Regions from separate parts of the Homo sapiens genome. Here region 1 is linked to region 2. A link is a contact called in ENCODE Hi-C or POLR2A ChIA-PET data. All regions are on one chromosome and are shown on one strand. Each heading gives the region's core, a stretch centred on a gene start or an enhancer-like site at or near the end of the contact. The rest is flanking DNA. Distances are from core to core; before and after follow the strand shown.

The links. Hi-C counts contacts between places; a loop is a spot of excess contacts on that map. ChIA-PET counts read pairs that join two places held with the same protein, here RNA polymerase II (POLR2A). Pooled maps may share reads with other maps.
Region 1: POLR2A ChIA-PET joins it to region 2 with 15 read pairs in activated CD4-positive, alpha-beta T cell. The contact joins two enhancer-like sites. A Hi-C loop is called at or near these places in 2 of 50 pooled maps. POLR2A ChIA-PET finds 5 or more read pairs at or near these places in 2 of 52 experiments (CD8-positive, alpha-beta memory T cell and activated CD4-positive, alpha-beta T cell).

The regions. Positions count from the first base shown.
Region 1 is chr20:35,900,434-35,904,639 of GRCh38, reverse strand. The region is part of intron 10 of PHF20 (PHD finger protein 20); the gene reads right to left. Among named protein-coding and RNA genes, the nearest start is that of SCAND1, 52 kb to the left of the region's middle. Within about 2 kb of position 2,224, at least 4 of the 41 ENCODE cell types and tissues checked have a DNase peak (open chromatin) inside an H3K27ac peak, as active enhancers do.
Region 2 is chr20:35,132,824-35,137,412 of GRCh38, reverse strand. MMP24-AS1-EDEM2 (MMP24-AS1-EDEM2 readthrough) reads left to right here. Exons shown (of 15, transcript NM_001355008.2): 10 at 2,464-2,675. It overlaps EDEM2 (ER degradation enhancing alpha-mannosidase like protein 2), which reads left to right. Exons shown (of 11, transcript NM_018217.3): 6 at 2,464-2,675. Among named protein-coding and RNA genes, the nearest start is that of EDEM2, 12 kb to the left of the region's middle. RefSeq lists an enhancer at 2,842-4,041. Within about 2 kb of position 2,957, at least 9 of the 41 ENCODE cell types and tissues checked have a DNase peak (open chromatin) inside an H3K27ac peak, as active enhancers do.

The DNA of each region.
Region 1 (4,206 bases), core at 975-3,474, 770 kb before region 2:
ATATTGAGGAGTCCAAAGCCAAGAAATCTCTGCAGGGTACTTTCGAGTCCCAGTGGTTTTGCTGGAAGCCCCAGGAATCTCCATCAGAGAAATCCATGAGAACCCAAGTTCGGGACCACTTGAGGCCAGGAGTTCAAGACCAGCCTGGACAACATGGCAAAACCCCATCTGTACTAAAAATACAAAAATTAGCTGGGTGTGGTGGTGAATGCCTGTAATACCAGCTATTTGGGAGGCTGAGGCAGGAGAATTGCTTGAACCCCGAAGGCAGAGGTTGCAGTGAGCCAAGATCACGCCACTGCACTCCAGGCTGGGCAACAGAGTGAGATTCTGTCTCAAAAAAAAAAAAAAAAAAAAAAAAATCAGAGCATTCAGCATAAAGGGGGTACTTTTTTACAGTTACTATTATCACGCAGCACAAATCCTATAATATTCTGTTTTTCACTTAAGCAGAATGTCAAGTTCACACTGCCTGTAAACTAAAACACAGGCTGCCTGGTATCAGAGTCCCACTGTGAAACGTCTCCCAGTGAAACGTCTCCCCAACTGAACTCCCCACACTGTCTGAAATTCCACCCTGATAAGAGCATTCTCAGAAGCCTGAGGTGAAACCACAATACTATTAAGTTGGTTCTATTCTTTCAAATTTTTGGTTATCAGATTAGTCAAGTATCCAGTAAAACCCTGACAAACTGGGGCAAGGCTTTGATGGGAGAAAGGTAAGGGGTGATGCCTGGAACAGGGGTGCCTTCTGGAGAGCTGCAGCAGAATAAGGCAGCCACACTACAGAATCTTCAGCATACACTACTATGTTCACTCTCATTGATAGCCAGCTACGTGATAAACACTGAACATGTCTACTGAGCCCCATCCACATATGATAATACCGAGGCTCTTGCTGGTTAGTGGCACAGTCAGGGCTGGTGGCCAGGCTTTCAATTTTCCATCTGGATCACAGCAAGATGGATGGTCTAGTTCCTTCGGTCTGGTAACTGCTAAACGTATCAGCAATGAGGCATGGGAGATACATTTGGGTAATCGCCATGTTGTCTAGGAGGCTGTGTCCACTTGACATGTGGATGGGGGTACATTCCTTCCTGGCTGCACAAATCCTGCCCTCACTGAGAGGGTACAGAAATGATCAGACTGTGCCCTCACTGAGAGGGTACAGAAATGATCAAACAGTGGGTGAGTGGTCTGTGTGGCACATTCTGCTGCTAAATTGATCAATTTTACAAAGGACCACTTTAAACAAATTAAAACATAAGGACTTAAAAAACCTTTTGGCAACAAGTTAAAGCATAGGGATTTAAAAGACTCTTGTTTCCCTTAAAGCATTTTATAATTGTCCAACCCTACTAGTCTAGTGAGTATACAGCAGGCCTTATTTTTAAAAACTGGTAAACAAAAATCTCCAATTCACCAAGAAATTTCCAAATCCCATTGAAAAGGATCCTTCAGTATTAACAGAGAGAATAAAATCCCAGGTCAGTATAATGCATGAGACCCAAGAGGGAGACATGAAAGTAGAAAATCAATTACTCAAAAAAAAAAAAAAAAAAGAAAGGATAGGAAAGGAAAGGAAAGGAAACGAAAATCACTCAAAAAAAAAAAAAAAGAAAAAAGAAAAGAAAATCAGTCACTCAGGCTTCTTAATTATACCAAAATGGCAATGTCTTGTCTATTGGTTTTGTAGCTCATCAGTGGTTGGCTGAGTTCAGAACTCAGATCTCTGACTGCCTGGGTAAATGCTTTCACTGAGATAAAGAGACTGTGTATTCAGAGTTTATTATAGGCCAGACATTTTACAAAGCATTTCCCCTTGGGTCATTTAGTGTAACAAAGTTATGAGGTAGGTAGTACTATTATCTCTATTTCACAGATGGGAAAATTGAAGTTTCGCAAGTTCTCTGCCCAAGGTCCTGGAGCAAGCAAGCGGTAGAGCCTGTATTCAAACTCAGGTGAGCTGACACATATTACTCAACATAAACCAAGTCATGCAAGTACAGTTAACCAAGAATCCCAAAGCCAGGTGGTAGATCAGCATCTGGCCAGGAATACCTGCCCCACGCTCAGGTGCATTATACTGAGCAAAGTCCCTCCTCAGACAATTACCATGAACAGGGAGAGGCAGAGGCACTATGTCCTAGCACAGAGAGCACACACCACGATGGTCAGGCAAGCAGGACTTCCATGGGTCCCTCAATGGCCTCCTGCCTGTCAAGCCTTAGCCTTTGGAACAACCTAACTCTGGTGGCTTTGTGCTGTCTGGGGTAGGCTGCACTCTACTTCCAGTGTTGTACCCTCATCCTGCCCAGATGTCAATCCATTACGATATCCAGCACCTGCTATTTCTACTGGCTCCTGACACCTCAATGACCTCCATTTACTCAACATAATCTCCAGTCCTTCAGTGCTGGTTGTTTCTACAGTGCTGCAGAGCCCATGGGATACTGTAGTGACTCAAGATGACTCAACATAATTCCTCCCCAACAGCACTCAGAATCCAGCTAGAGAGCTCACACAAATGTACCCAACTCAGCCACATATGGCTGGATGAGAAGGATGAAATTCTAGAAAGCAAGGGGAAGAAGGAAATCCACTTCCCCACACCAGGCCTTGAAACAGGCTTATTAAAAAGATTAGCTCACAAACTAATCACAAGAACTCAGGTTTACACAGGCTTATTAAAAAGATTAGCTCACAAACTAATCACAAGAACTCAGGTTTACACTCAGAGACAGTGAGGTCTGGAGACCTGAAGAGAGTCCAACAGTGACTGAGGCAACAGATGGGATTCACAACCCATGTGCCCAGCTCCAAAACTTATGCTTTGCAGAAGCATCATTCTGTCCTTACATATTATTTAGCAAGAGAGTGATATAATCAGGTCTGTACTCTTAAAGATCGATCCGATGGCAAAATGATGGATAACCACAGTGAGTAAAGAATGATGGGAGGAAAACTGATTAAGAAATGACCACAACAACCAGGGCAAGAGAAGAAACCTAGATTAGTGCCATGGGACTGAAAAGGAGATTAATTTGGAGGTAAGTCAGATAAAAGGAAACAAACAAACATTAAAATCCTCTCAATTACATTCATTATTTCAAGTAAAAAGCCCAATCCTTTATCTTGGTATCTCTCTGCAGTTTCTTACATTCTTACTGCATTTTTACCATTTCCAAGTATATGTTTTAAGCACACTTTTTTTTTTTTTTTTTTTAGACAGAGTTTTGCTCTGTCATCCAAGCTGGAGTGCAGTGTCACGATCTTGGCTCACTGCAACCTCTGTTTCCTAGGTTCAAGCGATTCTCCTGCCTCAGCCTCCTGAGTGGCTGGGATTACAGGCACCTGCCACCACGCCTGGCTAATTTTTGTATTTTTAATAGAGACGGGGTTTCATCATATTGGCCAGGCTGGTCTCGAACTCCTGACCTCAGGCGATCCACCTCCCAAAGTGCTGGGATTTCAGGTGTGAGCCACTATGTCCGCCTAAGCATGCTTTTTATTGAGGCATAAAACATACACAGAAAAGTACACACAAATAAACACATAAACCAATACTTTTTCATAAATGAACACACCTGTATAACCACCATGCAGATCAGGAAACAGAACATTTCGGAGCCCTAGAAGACTCCCTCCTGCCCAGTTTCCAGTCCTACCCACCTCCTCCCAAAGGTAACTACTGTCCTGACCTCAAATACCATAGATTATTTTTCTTACTCATTTTTGAACTTTATATAAGCAGAACCATACAATCTGCATGAGTTTATGCTAGCTTATTTGGTTGTTGTTTTGAGATGGAGTCTCACTCAGTCGCCCAGGCTGGAGTGCAGTGGCATGATCTCGGTTCACTGCAACCTCTGCCTCCTGGGTTCAAACAATTCTCCTGCCTCAACCTCCAGAGTAGCTCGGATTACAGGCATGCACCACCAAGCCCGGCTAATTTTTTTGTATATTTAGTAGAGACGGGGTTTCACCATGTTAAGTAAGGCTGGTCTCGAACTCCTGACCTCAGGTGATCCTCCTGCCTTGGCCTCCCAAAGCACTGGAATTATAGGCATGAGACACTGTGCCTGGCCTCACATTATATTTTTAATGGATAATACAGCACATACAAAGTCTTGACAGCATAAATGAAGGTTGACCCCTCGGAGGGTCAGAGTTCACCTTAGTCTGCATGGCTCTGCCCCTGTCCTG
Region 2 (4,589 bases), core at 1,708-4,207:
GAGTCTTGTTCTGTCGCCCAGGCTGGAGTGCAGTGGCACAATCTCAAGTCACTGTAACCACCGCCTCCTGGGTTCAAGCAATTCTTTTGCTTCAGCCTCTTGAGTAGCTGGGATTACAGGCGCCTGCCACCATGCCCAGCTAATTTTTGTATTTTTTAGTAGAGATGAAGTTTCGCCACGTTGATCAGGCTGGTCTCAAACTCTTGACCTCAAGTGATCTGGCTGCCTCGGCCTCCCAAAGTGCTGGGATTACAGGCATGAGCCACTGTGTCTGGCCTCTCTCCACAGTTTGGTTTCCCCATCTATCAAATGAGAATCATAATTTCTACTTCCCTACCACATCGGGTTTTGGAGAGGCTAAAATGAGGTCAGGAAGGAGAAACTGCTTAGAGAACGTCCAACACTTTTAAAACGAGAGGGATTTGTTTTGTGGCTAAGCTGTGTCCAGGGCTGCAGGTCAAGCCTCCATGTTTTTGTCTAGTGGGGCAGTAACACCAGGCTCAGTAGCATCAACTGTACACTGTGTTCCCTTCAGGGTGTGGTGGAGGCTCTGAGGACTGTTCACACCCAGACACGTCACACTGTGCTTTCCATCACCTCTTGGCCATCTCACTTATTTATCCCTTTTCTTTCTTAATTTTTTTTTTTTTTTTTTTTTCAGACAGGGTCTTGCTCTGTCGCCCAGGCTGGAGTGCAGTGGCGTGATCATGGCTCACTGCAGCCTCTCGAACTTCTGGGCTCAGTTGATTCTCCCACCTCAGCCTCCTGAGTAGCTGGGATTACAGGCAGATGCCACCATGCATGGCTAAATTTTTTTTTGTAGAGATGGGGTTTCACCATGTTGCCCAGGCTGGTCTTGAACTCCCGGGATCAAGTGATCCATCTGCCTTGGACTCCCAAAGTGTTGGGATTACAGGCGTGAGCCACCACACCCGGCCTCTTTATCCTTCTCACATAGCACTTGCCTCTCCTTTGGGGGAGAGCTGAGGATAGCGGGTGAGCTAGGTTCAGGTCTCACTCATGGCTCATGGCTCATGGCTTGAGCGTCTCCTTGCAGACATTGTGTCCTGTGTGATTCATCCCTGGAGGAAACTCTGGAAACTCTGCCTAGCTGCTCCTCCTTTATAATTTAATTATTTTTGGTCATTGGTCATTTTATAAAAAAAGGTCAAGAAACAGGATTTTGTCACTCCTCTTCTTTTTATTACAGCCTGACTTTTTCTGAAATATTGCTTAGAGCCCTTCCTGGTTGTGACTTGCTCTCCCGCTGGTGCCTGCCAGATTGCAAGTTTCTTGTCTGTGGCAGACACAGTTGCTAGACCCTGTGGTTCTTGGAAGTGTCGACACCTTTGTTCACAGTTTGGTGACGCATAGGCTGCTCTGGAGTTGTTTGACCTTTAGGCCCAGAGAGGAAATCTCTGCCTCTGGCTGGTTGTCCAGTTCTCGTCTTGAACCAGAAGGCACTTGGGTGCCACTTGGGTGGGGCGGGCAGAGAACTGGACTGGGGCTGGGGTGGGCACAGGGGAGGCGTTCCCATCCCAGCTCTGTTTGACTCTCTCTGTGTGACCTGTGGCTGAATTACTTCTTTACAGGCATGGTTTTCCCTACCTATAAATCGAGGGTCATACTATATCCGTGGTTTAGTGGTTTATATCCTATTTTGCTTCCCTTTAAAAATAATTTAGCCCCTATACTCTTTATTTAAAGCAGAGATCTTTATTTAAAGTCTATGAATGGCTTTGTTTATTATTATTATTATTTTGAGACAGGGTCTCGCTCTGTCACCCAGGCTGGAGTGCAGTGGTGCAATCTCAGCTCACTGCAGCCCACGCCTCTTGGGTTCAAACGATTCTCGTGCCTCAGTCTCCCAGATAGCCAGAATTACAGGCGTGCACCACCACGCTTGCCTAATTTTTGTATTTTTAGTAGAAATAGGGTTTCACCATGTTGGCCAGGCTGGTCTCGAACTCCTGGCCTCAAGTGATCTGCCTGCCTTGGCCACCCAGAGTGCTGGGATTATAGGCGTGAGCCAAAAGTCTATGAATGGCTTTGAACGGGGCTTACTCTTGTCATTGTGCCACAAGCCCCACCACTTTCTGTGGCTTAAACCCTGCCTGCATCACAATAAGTTACCTGCCTGGGCTTTGAAGGCGTAGTGTAAAATAAATAAAAATAGGTAAAGCTCTCTAGCTAAAGCGAGTGTGTGTGGAGCACAGCCTGCTCCCTGCCCCCTCATGATGAGCAGGAACCCAAGGTTATGCAGAGCAGTGTTTGACAGCATCTGGGCTGGGTGGCTGCTCAGGGCCCTCCAGTTATGACATTTATCTTTCTCTGGCTCAGACTCTAGCAGGATACCCAGGAGAAAGAGGGAAGTGCTGGCTAAGGTCCCAGGCTTTGGGCGTGTATCAGAACTATCCCTATCCCCCTGCTCCTGTCCGGGATCATAATTTGTCGATTGTTCAGCCTTTCAGACCCCCACTGGCATGCCATATGGAACAGTGAACTTACTTCATGGCGTGAACCCAGGAGAGACCCCTGTCACCTGTACGGCAGGGATTGGGACCTTCATTGTTGAATTTGCCACCCTGAGCAGCCTCACTGGTGACCCGGTGTTCGAAGATGTGGCCAGAGTGGCTTTGATGCGCCTCTGGGAGAGCCGGTCAGATATCGGGCTGGTAGGTTCGCTGCTGCCCTTCCTGTTTGAGTCCCTGCTTACGAGGCCCAGGGCTCTGAGCAATAAGTTGCAGTCAAGCCAAGGAAAACTTAGGGTGACCTTGGGAGTGGTCCAGGATTTGGGCTCAGGACACCAAAAATAGACCAAGCCTCCAATTCAAGTTTGGCTTGGAGTGGGGAGGAGAGTGGGAAAGCACGTTTCTGGCAGGCAGCAGGGGCTGCATTCAGCTTTGACCAGTTGAGATTCTCTGATTTCTAGGAAGAGGGTCGTATGTTTCATGCCCCTGACTCACTTGACGGCTTCAGATCATCAGCTCGTCCGGCCTTCATTTTTAGCGTCTATCTGTATTTGCTGTGTTTCTTAGGACACCGGTTCTGAGAGATACTGAGTGGCAGTTGCATGAAAAAATGAGTCTTGGCCAATTAAGTTAGGGGAATATTAGATATAATATCCCCCCCTTTTTTGGAGAGTCAGAATGCACATGAGCAGAATAAAAATCCTCTAGTAAAGAAATCTATTCAACTTTGTTTAATTTAACATTTCCCAAACTTATTTAACACCAGAGCTTCCCTTTATCTTCCAGTACTATTAACCCATGGAAATTGAACACACTTTGGACCAGATGATCTCTAAGGTCAGTTTCAGCTTCTAAATGGGATAATCAATAAGATTAACAGTAATTGAGCCAAAGCCATCCAGGACATAACACTGGATTTAGTCAGAACTGGATTCAAGCCCTGGCCTTGCTACATCGAAACTGTGTGACCCTGAGCAAGTCACTCAACCTCTCTGGTCCTCAGTTACTTCAGCAGTAACGTTAATATATTAATACCAACTTTGCTGAGTCACTCTGACTTAGGAAGACTGCATTTAGGTCTAGGCACATTTTATGCAGTCTGGTGCTAATCCAGCTTGAAAAGTAAAGCTTGTGTGAGGACTCCCCGAAAATCCCTTAAGAAGGTGCCCCCCTAAGGCTGGGTGCGGTGGCTCACGCCTGTAATTCCAGCACTTTGGGAGACTGAGGCGGGCGGATCACCTGAGATTGGGAGTTCGAGACCAGCCTGACCAACATGGAGAAACCCCATCTCTACTAAAAAATACAAAATTAGCCGGGCGTGGTGGTGCATGCCTGTAATCCCAGCTACTTGGGAGGCTGAGGCAGGAGAATTGCCTGAACCTGGGAGGTGGAGGTTGGGATGAGCCGAGATCGCGCCATTGCATTCCAGCCTGGGCAACAAGAGCGAAACTCCATCTCAAAAAAAAAAAAAAGGTGCCCCGCTGGAGACCTGTAGTAAATCCCTTAGTCCATCTCAGGCAGGTTTTGCTCCAGCAGTGGGACCGTAGTAGACTCTGTTGGTGCCATGCCCATATCCTCTCAACTCTTAACATTTCCATGCACACTGGCCAGTCTTCCAACTGCCATCACCTGCGCCTCTTTGCCTGTGGGTCTCCTCTGGTGCCTGGAGCCACTCTGCTTGCCTTTGGCTGAGGGTACCAGGATTTAATGCTACCCATGAGTAGCTCTCAAGCCGGTAACTGATACTGATGGGAGTTGGTGGATAAACATTCCAGTTCCCTGCCCCTTGGGTGGGATCACTCCGAAGCTGGAGCTCTACACTGAATTCCTAAGCTCCCCAGCAAGATTGAACTCCAGTTCCCATGGTGGAAACCTGCCTGATGGCATACCCCTTAAATGCCGCCTCCCTTGCCCTGCCTCACTTCCCCCTCCTCTACTGGTGTTTACAAGGACTTACCTTCCAAATCAACTACTTTCAGGCAGAATGAGGTTGTGCTCCTGGGGGGACACAAACCAACGCGGAACAGTTAGCTATTTCTTTGAGTACCAGATGAAGTTACCAGCTTCCATGAGGGTCTAAGCCATATGAAAAATACATATATTTGGCTGGGCGCAGTG